2 separate regions of the Homo sapiens genome follow, and region 1 is linked to region 2. The links are chromatin loops, found by intact Hi-C in ENCODE. Cell type or tissue: IMR-90. All regions are shown on one strand.

Region 1 (8,000 bases), 410 kb after region 2:
TCACACTAAGTATGTTATAGTATTCTCATCAATCTAAATTAAGTTTGTCAATCTAAATGGACAAGGAAACTGGGGAGGGATTTACAATTTGTGTCAAATACCTGCTTTATATTCACAGACCACTGTTACGCAATTGATTAGAGAGAAAGTATTTGAAGTCACTGAAACTAAAAATTCATTAGAAATAAAGCCCATCTGAAATAAGTTAACGTAAAAACTACCCCATTTATACAGATTACACATCATTTAATAGTTTTTGGCAAATAAACTACTCTATCAAAAACAAAGATTGGGGGGTATATTTAGGAATACACGTATTTGTGTATCCTATATACTGTGTAGCATAGTGTACTACACACTTTCCTCCTCACCCAACTTAGATGAGAAAGAATATTCATTTGCTTTTAAAAGAAATCCATCTAGAGAAGGAAGTTAGGGGCTACTGGTTCAAATATTAAGTTGCCTCACAATCTATATGATAAGAGATGACCACAGTGTTAGGAAGACAGTAAGAAGCTCATAAATTTAATAGGAAGGACCAAAGTAAGTAAAGTTTCCACTGACCTCAAGCTAATGGAGGACCAGATGTCTAGAAGACAACAGACATAATCCATCAGATAACGTTCTTTCCAAACACATTAATGTTGGAATGGAATTACCCTCTATGACGTACCCAAACCCAAATGTAATCAAAGTTAAACAAAAATTTCCCCGTCACATGACCCGAAATGTCTACAAATTATTTTTTTAAACAAATCAGCCTGTTGAAGCCCTGATAAAGGAGAGTCACAGAGGCAGGAAAGAGAGAGAAAAAAAAAAGAACCATGCATACTAAAGTATAAAGAAAATTAAAAACTGAGAAGAAGATCACTATGTAATCTTACAACTACTTAACAGCAAAAGCTTCAGTTTCCTCACTATAGAATGTGGGTTGGACAAGATTTGTAGATCCCTCCCAACAATTATAAACTAAGATTCTATGATCAACAGGCCTTTCAGATATCCAGAGCTGAGAAGTCAAATCCTAGACAAACACTGAACACACAAAGGCACAACTAGAAACTGACTAGGCCTGAGAAAACCTTATGTCATTTATGTTTTTATTATAGCTAAGTCCACTTATGTTGAAACACGACAATCACTTCTGAAGCTGGATTTCTTTCTTCTAAGTACAAATAAACACTGAATGCTGTAACACTGCCACAGAATTTAGGTTTAATATAAGAAATGATACAAACTGAATGAAAAAGCCTTCTTAAAAAAATTGAGGTGAAAGTCACATGACATAACCATTTTAAAGAGAACAAATTCAGGGATATTGAGTACACGCATAAGGTTGTGCAACCACTACCCCTCTATAGTCCTAAAGAATTTTCATTACCCCAAAACAAAACCCTACACTCACTAAGCTCTTACTACTCCACATTCTGTCCTATTTCCAGCCCATGGTAACCACAAATCTGCATCTGTCTGTATGGATAATTGGTTCAATTGCAAAGGTAATAGATGTTGTTTTTGTCTTAAAGTAAAAAGTGAAAAAGTTTCCACCCTATTTATTTCCCTCTAAGTCACATTCTCCAGAAATAATCACTAGCAGGTATATGGGTACACAAATACATATTCATAGTCATATTCATACTTTCTCTTCAAATGGAGCCACACTTTGCTTGACAATGTAAAAATTTTAGCAATCATGTTTGGTAACTACAGATGAAGTTTCATCTTAGACATTTGCTCAAATTCATTTCCAGGCGTATTTGAAAAGAGGAGACCCGATAATACTCTCAATTCAGCACTTCCCTGCAACTTCTCAGAGATATTTACTATCATTAGTAAAGTAGAAAACATTTTATACAGAAGCAGATGCACTAGAGTTTAAGTTAATAATAAGAGTGATGGAGAGTTCAAGAAAAAGAAAATAGGAAATGAAAAAGCCCAGGTGGGACTTTAATTTGTATTATTTGGTAAACATAGGTTAATGCTAAAGATAAACTAATAGAAACAGACAAGTTTTCAACAGTATTTTACCTTGAAACTTCCTCTATCCCAATTAGTCTCATTCATACCCACTTACCAGCACCAATGGTACAAATCTGATAAACGTGGTATCTACAACAATCCAAACATAAGCATTTACTTTTAAGAGAACTGGACCCAAGTACCTATTTTTCACATTTTTTGGATCACTGAACCTGAGATGTTTACATATTGGAGGTATGTGTTTTATGTCATAACACTCTTCAGTGCACGGATAGACACAATTTGAATATCCCTTATCTAAAATGCTTGGGACTAGAAGTTTTTTGGATTTTTGGAATATTTGCATTATACTTAATAGCTGAGCATACCCAAACTGGTAATGCAAAACAGGAAACGCTCCAGTGAATATTTCCTTTGAGAATCATATTGGTGCTCAGAAAGTTTTGAATTTTCAAATTAGGAGTACTCAACTTGTACTTCCATTAAATAAAGTTGAAGATTGCTTGCCAGATAATATGTCAAATACAACAAATACCTTGCTTAATACTGACTGCTCTGCTTGAATTTGTAAAATTACACATATATTGCTATATCTCAATTTAAATCTCATTTACAAATCTACATTTTAAGACATAGAAAATAAGAAATTAGATACATCTGAGTAAAAAAAATGGTGAAGTAACTCAATTCTTAAAAATAAACACAATCTTGGCCAGGCATGATGGCTCACACCTGTAATCCTAGCACTTTAGGAGGCTGAGGCGGATGCATCACTTGAGGTTGGGAATTTGAGACCAGCCTGACCAACATGGAGAAACCCCGTCTCTACTAAAATTACAAAAATTAGCTGGGTGTGGTGGCGCGTGCCTGTAATCCCAGCTACTTGGGAGGCTGAGGCAGGAGAATCGTTTGAACTGGGGAGGCAGAGGTTGCAGTGAGCTGAAATCGCACTGCACTCCAGCCTGGGCAACAAAAGCGAAACTCCATCTCAAAATAAATAAAGAAACACAATCTCCACTGCAAAATGAAAACATACGCTTTTTGCCAGACTTTGTACTACAGCATCTAATATATGTTTAGAAATTACCTCTTCAATTTATGCATTTAAACATTAACTTGAGTATGGTCAATATATTCTAAAAACAGAAAATCCCATTAAGATCAATCCTACCCTCTAAGAGTCAGATAAATTGCTAAAAATCAGAGATGTAAACAAATAACCATAATATTAGGAAGAAAGGTCATGTGACATTTGGTGGGGGAAAGGCTCTATAAAACTTAAGATCTCTTCTTTTCTTGACATGGACTTCGAAGAGGTAATTAATGTCTGGTACTGTTCTCTAGTGTTTTCAGAAGACCTCAACAAGACAAACCCATAGCCATCATTCTCTACCAATTCTCCTTCCAATGAACTCTTTAAGAACCCTAACTAAACTACTATACCCATCTATTACAATTTTCTATCCATCCATGTAAACCTACTTTTCTTACCCTTTAAGTTAGAAGAATAAAGCATTCCATCAAAGTGGTGAGCTCTAAGGAAATACATGATACCAATAGTGTTGTAAATCATTTATTACATCATGAAAATGTTACCACACTGCCATCCTGTGGATGCACAGTTACTGGCATTCATTACTGGAGATGATAATTCCAATGTGTGAGAAAAATTCCACAAAAAATTACCATTAGAAAGATATGTATATACATATACACACACATATATTATTATTCTGTTTATTCTTAACCAAAGAAAATCTCTCATCTGGGACAGATAAGTAATAATCTCAACAGAACCTAAAGATGTCTACATTCTTGGAAATATTTTATATCCAAGGGTGGGACGAGACAGATATAGAGAAGAAATATACCATAGTCCTTGACTTAATGTGCTCAAGTGAATTATTCTAGAAAAGAAAAGGCACTGAAAAGTCTGACTCAAATTCAAATGAAATTTTAAGTATTGAAGAAGTTTGCTGTTCCCCAAAGCAATCTTTAAGTACCTTCTCTCTGATAAGGCATTGCAGCTTACATTGACAGTGCTCTTTACACTTTTAAGTTATTGTTATACTTCTTTTTATGTAAATAAAGTTAGAAAAGGTTATGCAAATACTATATTCCCATTAACTTTAACCCATGTTAAATCACATTAGCATTTTTGAATTGCTTTGCTCTCTCTCAACCAAAATAGTATTAGCCAAAACACACACAACGGGTAGATACTTTAAAATCCAACCAATTTTGCTTTATTATAAACAAATATGATTAAAGGCTTATGAAGGCTTTGAATACTAAAGATATTTTATTTCTTTGTAATCACTTCTGGTTACTGTGAACCCTGGTAGATATGCAGGATAAAGAATAGTAAGAAACATGGATTAAAGAATAAAACAACAAAAAAACACAAAACACTGATTCTTCTTGACCAGCAGAGAAATATATGATTAACTTAACAGGCATACATAATGATAAAAATCATTTCTCTTTTCCAAGGACAATGCTCATTATAAACTATGTTGAGAATGAATCACTGAAACTTATATTTTACAAACTCCAGACTTGTAAAAGCAGCAAGAAATTACTTACGTGTTCAAAACACTTCAGTAGAGATACTTAATCACAACATTTTTAAAACAGCAAGTGTGGCCGGGTGTGGTGGTTCACGCCTGTAATCCCAGAACTTTGGGAGTTAAAGACCAGCCTGCCCAACACGGTGAAACCCCATCTCCACTAAAAATACAAAAATTAGCCAGGTGTGGTGGCACATGCCTGTAGTCCCAGCCACTCAGGAGGCTGAGGCAGGAGAATTGCTTGAACCCAGGAGGCAGAGGTTGCAGTGAACCGAGATGGCACCACTGCACTCCAGCCTGAGTGACAGAGTGAGATTCTGTCTCAAAACAAAACAAAACAAAACAAAAAAACAAAAAAACAAACTCAGCAAGTGTATCTGGTACTGATAACTAAAATGAAAAAACAAATCTAAACAAAGTACATCTTGGTTTAAGTTCTACCCTGTGGGAACAATTCATTTAATTCTGGCAATGTTTAATGAAATAATATTAAAATATAGTGAAATTACAAAGGTACTGTATGTGTGGTGTGTTTGGAGACTATGAAAAACTCATGGAATATATAATTTTTATGTAACTTAAGAGGTGTTAGGTAATGATCCTCAGTAGCTTCTAGAGCTAAGTAGTGACTATACCTAACATATCAAGAAGTAGTAAAAGACAAATACCAGCAAATTTAATTCACTCATAAAGAAGAGAGTAAAACAAACAAAAAATAAAAAAAGATTTAAACTACAGGAAATCACAAATCCTGTTACCACAAGTCATGTTGCCACTAAAAACGTTTTGGTTCTTCTTAACACATCCTTTTCTTTCTTTTCTTGAGACAGAGTCTTTTTCTGTCGCCAGGCTGGAGTGCAGTGGCATGATCTCGGCTCACTGCGACCTCCGCCTCCCAGGTTCAAGCAACTCTCCTGCCTCGGCCTCCTGAGTAGCTGGGACTACAGGTGCATGCCACCAAGCCCAGCTAATTTTTGTATTTTTAGTAGAGATGGGGTTTCACCATGTTGGCCAGGATGGTCTCGATCTCTTGACCTCGTGATCCACCCAACTCAGCCTCCCAAAGTGCTGGGATTACAGGCGTGAGCCACTGCACCTGGCCAACACATCCTTTTCTTATTGTCGACTACTACTGTAGTAGGCTCCTAAATTCATTTAACTGATACCATGAAGAATCCATAACTACTTCTATGCAGGAGTTAATTCTTCTGGACTATGAAACACACATTTCTCAATGAGAAGAATAGACCTTTAAAGGAAATCTCACTCAGGTCTATTCTTCTAGATAATGGTTGGCCTGTAGAACATGAAGACTGTTTCTATTCACTGAAAGCCTTTTTGATCAGGCCAATGATTATTGCTACAACACAGGTGAGATCCTTGCTCTAAATATCCCGAGTTTTAATATAAGGAGATACTGGAGGACTAATCCTTGTGAACTACACAATGAGTCATATTAGCAGCATAGGTGGTGCAAGCAATACCATCTTCCCTTTGTGTTTGAACTTTCAGTTTCCCCCAACCCCAATAACCTCTAAAATATCCACTGGCAAAGCTGCAAAGAAGATCCATAAATATTGTAAACCGATCTAAGGAAAATCCCATCTCTTTCCCCCAATAACTAGCTTCAGTGCCTGTTACAACACTCATCTTGAAAACTCACTTTATGTAATCAACACTGAAACTTCTAATTTTAAATGAAAACCTATGGAAAAAATAGGGGCGGAGGAGTGTAGTTATTGTAGTCCCGTTTGCCTGTCTGCTCTTGGCTCACCTACCTTGAAGGTACAATAAACAGTAAAGGCAAAACAATTAATGCAAATAATAATATTGCATCTGTAGAAGATGGAATCTTGTCTTGATAAAACTTTATCTGCCACAAACATAAAACTGTACAGCCTCTTATTGTTTTCAATACCTTAGGATCAAAACCATCAAAACTACTTGTTTAATTACATACTGAATACCACTGTAAATACTGGGGTGTAATCCCAAATATTTTGTGGCAACAAAATGTAGCTATATTAAATAAAATGCTGCTGGGCACAGTGATTCACGCCTGTAATCCCAACACTTTGGAAGGCGGAGGTGGGAGGACCACTTCAGCCCAGGAGTTCGAGACCACCCTGGGCAACTTAATGAGATCCCCCTACCATTTCTACAAACAACAACAACCACAACAACCCCCCAAAAACAACAAAAAACAGGAAATCAACGTTTTATTTGCTATAAACCCTGTAGTATTTGACTTTTTCAACTATATACATTTATTCAATTATATAACACTTGGATCAGTCTGTTCTCATACTGCTGATAAAGACATACCTGAGACTAGGCAATTTACAAAGAAAAAGAGGTTTAATGCTCACAGTTCCATGTGGCTGAGGAGGCCTCACAATCAAGGTGGCATGCAAGAGAGAAATGAAAACCAAGCGAAAGGAGTTTCCCCTTACAAAACCATCAGATCTTGTGAGAGTTATTATGCACCACCAGGAGAACAGTATGGGGAAAACCACTCCCATGCATCATTTCCCACCGGGTCTCTCCCACAACATGTGGAAATTATGAGAACTACAATTCAAGATGAGATTTGGGTGGGGACACAGCCAAACCATACATTCTGCCCTGGCACCTCCCAAATCTCATGTCCTCACATTTCAAAACCAATCATGCCTTCCCAATAGTCCCCCAATAGTCCCAAGTCTTAACTCATTTCAGCATTAACACAAAAACCCACAGTCCAAAGTCTCATCCAAGACAAGGCAAATCCCTTCTGCCTATGAGCCTGTAAAATCAAAAGCAAGTTAGTTACTTCCTAGATACAATGGGGGTACAGGCACTCGATAAATACACCCAGCCCAAATGGGAGAAATGGGCCAAAATAAAGGCGCTGAAGGTCCCATGCAAGTCCAAAATCCAGCAGGGCAGTCAAATCTTAAAGCTCCAAAATGATCTCCCTTGACTCCATGTCTCACATCCAGGTCACGCTGATACAAGAGGTGGGTTTCCATGGTCTTGGGCAGCTCTGCCCCTGTGGCTTTACAGGGTACAGCCTCCCTCCTGGTTGCTTTCATGGGCTAGCATTGAGTGTCTGCAGCTTTTCTAGGCGCATGGTGCAAGCTGTCAGTGAATCTACCATTCTGAGGTCTGGAAGACGGTAGCTCTCTTCTCACAGCTCCACTTGGCAGTGCCCCAGTGGGGACTTTGTATGGGGGCTTCAAGCCCACATTTCCCTTCCACACTGCCCTAGCAAAGGTTCTCTTTGAGGGCCCCACCTCTCCAGCAAACTTCTGCCTGGACATCCAGGCATTTCCATACGTTCTTTGAAATCTAGGTGGAGGCTCCCAAACCTCAATTCTTGACTTCTGTGCACCTGCAAGCTCAACACCATGTGGAAGCTGCCGAGACTTACAGGTTGCAACCTCTGAAGCCATTGTCTGAACTGTACCT
Region 2 (8,000 bases):
GGTTCTTTTAGGGGCTTGTGGGTGGCCCAAGCATGGAAATAAAGAAAAGTCTTGAGTTCCTTCAAGGGACATTCTGGGCACCTATCTAGCTGTATTAGTCAGTCTTCACACCGCTAATAAAGGCATACCTGAGACAGGGTAATTTATAAAGGAAAGAGGTTTAATGGACTCACAGTTTCACATGGCTGGGGAGGCCTCACAATTGTGGCGGAAGATAAAGGAAGAGCACACGGACATCTTACATGGCAGCAGGCAAGAGGGCATGTTCTGGGAAACTCCCCCTTATAAGACCATGAGATCCTGTGAGACTTATTCACTATCACAAATACAGCAAGGGAGAGACTCGCCCCCATGATTCAATTACCTCCCATTGGGTCCCTCCCAGGACACGTGGGAATTATGGGAGCTACAATTCAAGATGAGTTTTGGATGGATCACAGCCAAACCATATCACTAGCCTTGAAAAGTAAATGAACAACTTGATAAGCAAGAAGTTAATAGTAGCTTAAAACAGGAGCCACAGAAGCTAAAGTCAGGAGATGTTTGATTCCCTATAGAAACTAAAGATATCTTAACATATGTACCTGAGTTGTTTTTCAGAAACCCAGACCTCCACCAAACAGATCCACTGGCACACAGATGTCAAATATGAGGGACTTGAGGACTGAACTCTGACCACCGCTATTTGTTTTAGATGTCTTCCTAGGCAGTCTGGCAGAAGTCACACTCCCAGGCCAGAATTAACGTTCTTTTCTGCTGATCCCAAATTTTTAGACAAAGCTTTGTGTCCTTTAATCGCAAATCAGAATTTTTTTTTTTTGCAGCATCTTGCTCTGTCACCCAGGCTGGAGTGCAGTGTGTGCAATCTTGGCTCACTGCAACCTCTGCCTCCCGGGCTCAAGTGATCCTCCCACCTCAGCCTCCCAAATAGTCAAGGTGCCAGCCACCATGCCTAACTAATTTGTGTATTTTTGTAGAGATGGGGTTTCACCACATTGCCTAAGCTAGTCTCAAACTCCTGAGCTCAAGCAATCCATCCGCCTCAGCCTTCCAAAATGCTGGGATTACAGGCGTGAGCCACCATGCCAGGCCTCAAATCAGAAAATCTTTGAATCCACCTATGACCTATGGGCCTCTACTTCAAGATGTCCCACCTTTTTAGGTCAAACCAATGTGTAGCCTCCATGTATTGATTTATGACTTTGCCTGTAACTGCCTCGCCATCCTAAAAAACCCTTACCTGTAAACCATCTGGGAGTTTGGGTCTTAAGTATGAGCTGCCCAATTCTCCCTGTTTGGTGCCCTGCAATACATGCCTCACTTTCTCTTGCTGCAAATCCCAATGTCAGTGTTTGGCTTTGCTGCACCAAGTGAGAGACCCCAGTTCGGTTCCATAACAAAATGGTGCTGGGACAACTGCATATCTATATGCAACACTTCAGAAAAAATAGATAAGCTGGACTTCATTATAGTTGAAAACTTCAGCTCTTCAAAAAACACCACTAACAAAATGAAAAGACAAGTTAAACAGACTGGGTAATAAGATTTGCAAATCATGTACCTGACAAACGACTTATATCTAGAATATACATATTTTGTTTTACTTTTTTTTTTTTCGAGACAGATTATCTCCTGTTGCCCAGGCTGGAGTGCAGTAGCACGACCATGACTCACTGCAGCTTCAACCTCTTCAGGCTCAGGTGATCCTCCCACCTCAGCCTCCCTAGTAGCTGAGACTACAGTCATGCACCACCATGCCCAGCTAATTTTTTTGGTATTTTTTTGTAGAGATGGAGTTTTGCTTATGTTGCCCATGCTGGTCTCAAACTCCTGGGCTCAAGCTATCTGCCCACCTCAGCCTCCCAAAATGCTAGAATTACAGGTGTGAGCCATCATACCCAGCCTAGAATATATTTTTAAAACTCCTAAATGGGCAATGGATTTGAAGAGATATTTCACTAAAGAAGATATACAAATGGTTAACAAGTACATGAAAAAGGTGTTCAACATCATTAATCACTAGAGAAATATAAATTAAAACCACAATGAAATATCCATTTACTTTTACCAGAATGGCTGAAATAAAAAAGAAAGCATTCATGAGCGTAAGGGAGTGGAGAAACTGGAATCCTTTAATATTATTGGTGGGAAGTTAAAACGGTGCAGATATGTTGGCAAATGGCTTCTTAAAATGTTAAACGTAACCCAGTAATTCCAGTTCTAGGAATATACACAAGAGAAATGATAACATCTGTCCTCATGACGTTGAACTTTATTTGAGCCTGTGCTCCTGGAAAGCAGCAACGCGGAGAAAATACCCACACTTTTGTATTTGTAAGAAAGACTACCCACAAAGAATCACTGTTATGGACTTAATTATGTCCCACCCACGCCCCAATTCATATATTGAGGTCTTAACCCACAGTACACCTCAGAATGTGATTATACTTGGACACAGGGCTTTTAAAGAGGTAATTAAGGTTAAATGAGGTAATGAGGATGGGGCTCCAATCCAACAGAACTGGTGTTTTAATGAGAAGAGGAAGCAATATCAGGAAAGCACGTACACACAGGAAAGTCCAAGTGAGGACACAGCAAGAGGCAGCCATCTGCAAGCCAAAAAGAGAGTCCATGGCAGAAACCAACTCTACTGACACCTTGATCTTAGACATCCAGCCTCCAGAACTCTGAGAAAATACGAGTTTTGTTGTTTAAGCCACCCAGTCTGTGGTATTTCATTATGGCAGTCCTAGCGGACTAACACAACCACCTTGCTCTTGCATATTTCCTGCCATCATTCCTTAGGACTCCTATAAGACTCACTGGTGGCTCTCTTGCTTACCCGCTTCTATAAAATCCCAGGTCTTCTTTTTTTTTTTTCTCCTGGAGATGTTTTTCATTAATGAACATTTTGCCTATTATAAAAGCTTGAATGAAATCATCTCCTTAATTGCTCAGCACATTTTGTCTTTTATGTCCATCACAAAGACTTGTACGCAATTACTCATAGCAGCATTATTTGAAAACTGGAAAGAATCCAAATGTCAATTAATTAATGAATTGATAAACAAATGTAGTATGCCCATACAATGGAATTCTATTTAGAAATAAAAAGGAATGATATAGTACTGATACATGCTACAACATAGATGAACCTTGAAAACATTATGCTAAATGAAAAAAGCTAAGTGCAGAAGACTACATATAGTATGACATGAAATGTCCAGAGAGGGCAAATTTAGAGAAAGAGAAAGCAGATCAGGCTAACCTGGAGCTGGATATGGAAGTGGAGTATGTCTGCAAATGGGCTAAAGGAAATTGGGCAGGGTTCTAAAATTGGAATGTGGTGACGATTGTACAACTATACAGATTCTAAAAGTCATGAATTGTATACTTACAATGGGTGAATTTATGGCATATAAATTTTAACAAAGCTATAGAAAATAACAGGAACAAAACATAAAAATCAAATGCTGCAACAAACTATGAAAATTCACTATCAGAACAAATTGTACCCAAAGAGTGGATTAAGCATCCAGACTTCTGGTGTTTTGCATTGTAGGCTCATTGACTCGGCTTCTACAGAGCACTGTGAGTGGAACTGGGAGAGAAATCCCTCCGCAAATTCAGGGTTCGTGTTTGATCCACATATCTAGAACCACCCATCAGAGCAGCACCCTCACCACAATAGTCAAAGATTGATAGTTATACTTTATATGTTCCAGTGTAGTAGAAATAAAGAACAAAGAAACTAACTCGATGAGGAAATAGACTATAGTTGAAGCTATTGATCATGGAGCCAAATAAAGATAACACAATGAAAGACTGCAAACAATTTTACCCTTCTTATTGCGAAGAAACAGAGTTAATAATTTTTTATAATTGCATCATTAAAAATTGTGTTGAATCTTTTTTAAAAAAATTCATTTTTAGTTAGATATTTACAAATGAGGCCAATACCCATTAACTAGTCTGTGGATGTTGAACATATGAAAACAGACTTAAGAAGATGCTTTCTCTTCCAACTGTAATACAAGTTTACTTAAACATTGGCACCGATCTTTCTTCCCATTATACTCCTCTCTTCAGAATCTTCCTCCTACCACACGTCTCTGCTTATTATAAATTCCCATTCAGCCATAAGACTTAGCTCTAATGTGATTTAATAGTTCATTTCTTCTTGAATCATCATTACTTGCATAAATATATTATTGATTGCACTTGAATGTAAGGAATGATGCCTTATTTTTTTTCATGGGGTAGCCTCTAGAGTATGGAGCACTTGGTAAACTTCCCTAAATATGCTTTTTGAATTGAATGGAATGTATTACCCCCTGGTGGCTGAATAGGAGAACAACTTCGGACTTTGTTAAACGACATCACCCCCACTCCCTTGTTCCTCAAACTACTGTGGATTTTGGAGAGCTCCAATTGTGGAAATTAATTCAAGGGAATTTGGGGGGGTGGGTGATGTTGATGTTCTAAAACTGGAATGTGATGATTGCACAGCCTTCAAAATCAAGAGTAGCTTAGGCCGTTGGTGGAGATTGCAATTTCAGAAATTACCTTTTTTTCCTTTTTTCCTCTTTTTTCATTTCTTCCCACTCCTGGTCCTCTTCATTTTTCTCATTTCTCCCTTGTGAATCTTTCCTCCACCTTATCTACTCATTTTAATTTTTTTCTTCTTTCACTTCTTGTTCTTATCTTTTCATTGCTGAGTTCTTTTGCTTCCTTTTGATTTTTGCCTGTTTGTATTCAATTATTTCCAGTGTGATCACACAAAAACACTACCTTTTTTTCTTTTGGTGTGTTTAATGGACACAGTTGGCCAGACTCCAAATTCAGCCACTGATGTCTTCAAATATAATGTCTTGCATTTTTTTCCTTAGGACAGAGTCTTGCTGTGTTGCTGCCCAGGCTGGAGGGCAGTGGTGTGATCATAGCTCACTGTGGCCTTGAGCTCCTGGGCTCAAATGATCTTCCCACCTCAGCCTCCCGAGTAGCTGGAACTACAGGCACACATGACCTCACCCGTGTCTTGCATTTTTACAGCATTTTTATTGTAAACTTTTTTCCAGTGTGGTTTCCCTTTTATGCTCTGGTTTTCCCTTCTATGCTCTGGTTTCTCATCTATTTTAATATCTGGCAAGAAGTCTTCTTAAAGCAAACATACAGGCATTAGAATTATCTCCATTCAACCATAAAGCAAACTAAATCAGAGGAAGAATAAACACTTGTCTGAGATCACAGATACTCAGTCTGAGCTTTGTTCCCACATCTCGTCTATCATTGCACCAATCCTTCTAAAAAGCTGGTTTCTGAAAGGTTGGGATCAAACTTCTTTACCATCATAGTTTAACAATCACATTTGTCCCTGTAATTATTTCATAATTTTTGACATTTTATTTATTTATTTATTTATTTATTTATTTATTTATTTATTTATTGAGATGGAGTTTTACTCTTGTTGCCCAGGTTGGAGTGCAATGGCACCATCTGGGCTCACTGCAACTTCCGCCTCCCAGGTTCAAGTGATTCTCCTGCCTCAGCCCCCTGAGTAGCTGGGATTACAGGCGCCCGCCACCAAGCCCAGCTAATTTTGTATTTTTAGTAGAGACGGGGTTTCACCATGTTGGCCAGGCTGGTCTCGAACTCCTGACCTCAAGTGATCTGCCTGCCTCGGCCTCTCAAAGTGCTGGGATTACAGGCATGAGCCACTGCGCCTGGCTGACATTTTATTTCTTTAAGTTTAGTGACACAATGAATGTGATTGTTCACAATTCACCTGGGATTATAGAAACTTAAAGCCAAAAGAATTAAAAGTGACCTAATTCAAATTATTTCAGCAAATGACAAAACTGAGGCTCAGAGAAGTGAAATGGCTTAACTGATGTCACATAGTTCATTGGTAACACAGCGAACAATAAAACCCAGGTCTCTTGGATTCCAGTTTAGTGTACTTTCCGGGGCTTTGTGCAGTCTACTAAGCACAGTTTGGAAGTGGTAGGGTAGAGCTGTGAAGACACAGAACCCTGGGCCCAAACAGACCAAACAGTAGATTAAGAGAAAATGAATTTTTTTTTTTTTGAATCTCAGCTCAGCCACTTGCCAAACCATATTAGGTAAGTTATTTAAGCATCAGCTTCCTTATCTGTAAACCAATGATAAAATCCAGTACAGTTCTGTTTGAAGATTCAAAATAAAAACTACTTGGTAGAGTAAAAATGTGTAGCTTGATAAAAGGTACCTAGATTCTGAGACCAGTATAGCTAAGAAGATGGTCTTCGGATCAAACAGCTGGTGTTTTTAGCTGTTGGAACTTTGGAAAGCTTTTTAACTTCTTTGAAAGTTATTTCCTCATCTTTAAAATGGGAAAAACAATGCTATTTGCCTCGTAGCGTTTCCAGAAGCTCAAATGAAATCATTCATAAGAAATTAATATGTGTTTGGCATACAAGTCAGAGTTCAATAAATGCATGCTGTGATCAGCCCTCTTCCCACGTTCTAATGGAAGTTCAGATCTCTTAAAGGGCAAAACTTTGAACTAAAAAATTTAGTCTAGAAAACACTTTATTATAAAACATTAGCTTCTTTCCAAAGTAATGATATTTTCAAGGAAATAAGGAGTAAAGACTTTTCATTATCACATGAAGATAATAGCTACCAAGAATGTGCCATGTGGGTGCCAGGTCTTTACATACGGTCTCTCATTTAGGTTTCAGAATACTCATATGCAGACAGATTAAGTACCTGGTCCAGGATCACTCTGCTAATGCGATGTTTAATCCTGGTCCAGATCACTCCAAACTCTCTGGCATTCCACTGTCCCATTTTAATTCTGCCTCCCAAACTGAACTATTTATTGAGAGCATTAAAACTTGAGACTATCAACAATTGCTCTAGCTTTTTGACAACCTATTCTAATTACCAAAAGCAGCAAGAGAGAACATCGATATAAAGCTTTTATGATGCCAGGAAAAACCCTTTTATTTTTTTCTAAATTATACTTTAAGTTTTAGGGTACATGTGCACAACGTACAGGTTTGTTACATATGTATACACGTGCCATGTTGGTGTGCTGCACCCATTAACTTGTCGTTTACATTAGGTATATCTCCTAACGCTATCCCTCCCCATTCCCCCAACCCCACAACAGGCCCCAGTGTGTGATGTTCCCCTTCCTGTGTCCATGTGTTCTCATTGTTCAATTCCCACCTATGAGTGAGAACATGCGGTGTTTGGTTTTTTGTCCTTGCGAGGGTTTGCTGAGAATGATGGTTTCCAGCTTCATCCATGTCCCTGCAAAGGACATGAACTCATCATTTTTTATAGCTGCATAGTATTCCATGGTGTATATGTGCCACATTTTCTTAATCCAGTCTATCATTGTTGGACATTTGGCTTGGTTCCAAATCTTTGCTGTTGTGAATAGTGCTGCAATAAACATACGTGTGCATGTGTCTCTATAGCAGCATGATTTATAATCCTTTGGGTATATACCCAGTAATGGAATGGCTGGGTCAAATGGTATTTCTAGTTCTAGATCCCTGAGGAATCACCACACTGACTTCCACAATGGTTGAACTAGTTTACAGTCCCACCAACAGTGTAAAAGTGTTCCTATTTCTCCACATCCTCTCCAGCACCTGTTGTTCCCTGACTTTTTAATGATCGCCATTCTAACTGTGTGAGATGGTATCTCATTGTGGTTTTGATTTGCATTTCTCTGATGGCCAGTGATGACGAGTATTTTTTCAAGTGTCTTTTGGCTGCATAAATATCTTCTTTTGAGAAGTGTCTGTTCATATCCTTCGCCCACTTGTTGATGGGGTTGTTTTTTTCTTGTAAATTTGTTGGAGTTCATTGTAGGTTCTGGATATTAGCCCTTTGTAAGATGAGTAGATTGCAAACATTTTCTCCCATTCTGTAGGTTGCCTGTTCACTCTGATGGTAGTTTCTTTTGCTGTGCAGAAGCTCTTTAGTTTAATTAGATTCCATTT

Evidence for each region. A loop is a pair of places that touch in the nucleus more often than their neighbours do. Peaks named below come from ENCODE experiments on the same cell type or tissue, not always from the same donor. Only the 100,000 strongest peaks of a DNase experiment are listed, where the experiment ranks them.
Region 1: a loop joins it to region 2, with 4 times the contacts of the local background. A loop is called at or near these places in 2 of 110 quality-filtered maps.

The regions. Positions count from the first base shown.
Region 1 is chr3:31,606,487-31,614,486 of GRCh38, reverse strand. The region is part of intron 5 of STT3B (STT3 oligosaccharyltransferase complex catalytic subunit B); the gene reads right to left. Among named protein-coding and RNA genes, the nearest start is that of STT3B, 78 kb to the right of the region's middle. In IMR-90, a CTCF peak has its summit at 3,586 (motif pointing left); DNase peaks (open chromatin) are centred at 656 and 3,576; H3K27ac peaks cover 1,099 bases.
Region 2 is chr3:32,015,596-32,023,595 of GRCh38, reverse strand. It overlaps a transcript of OSBPL10 not described here. Among named protein-coding and RNA genes, the nearest start is that of ZNF860, 38 kb to the right of the region's middle. In IMR-90, a CTCF peak has its summit at 4,330 (motif pointing left); a DNase peak (open chromatin) is centred at 5,125; H3K27ac peaks cover 207 bases; H3K27me3 peaks cover 154 bases.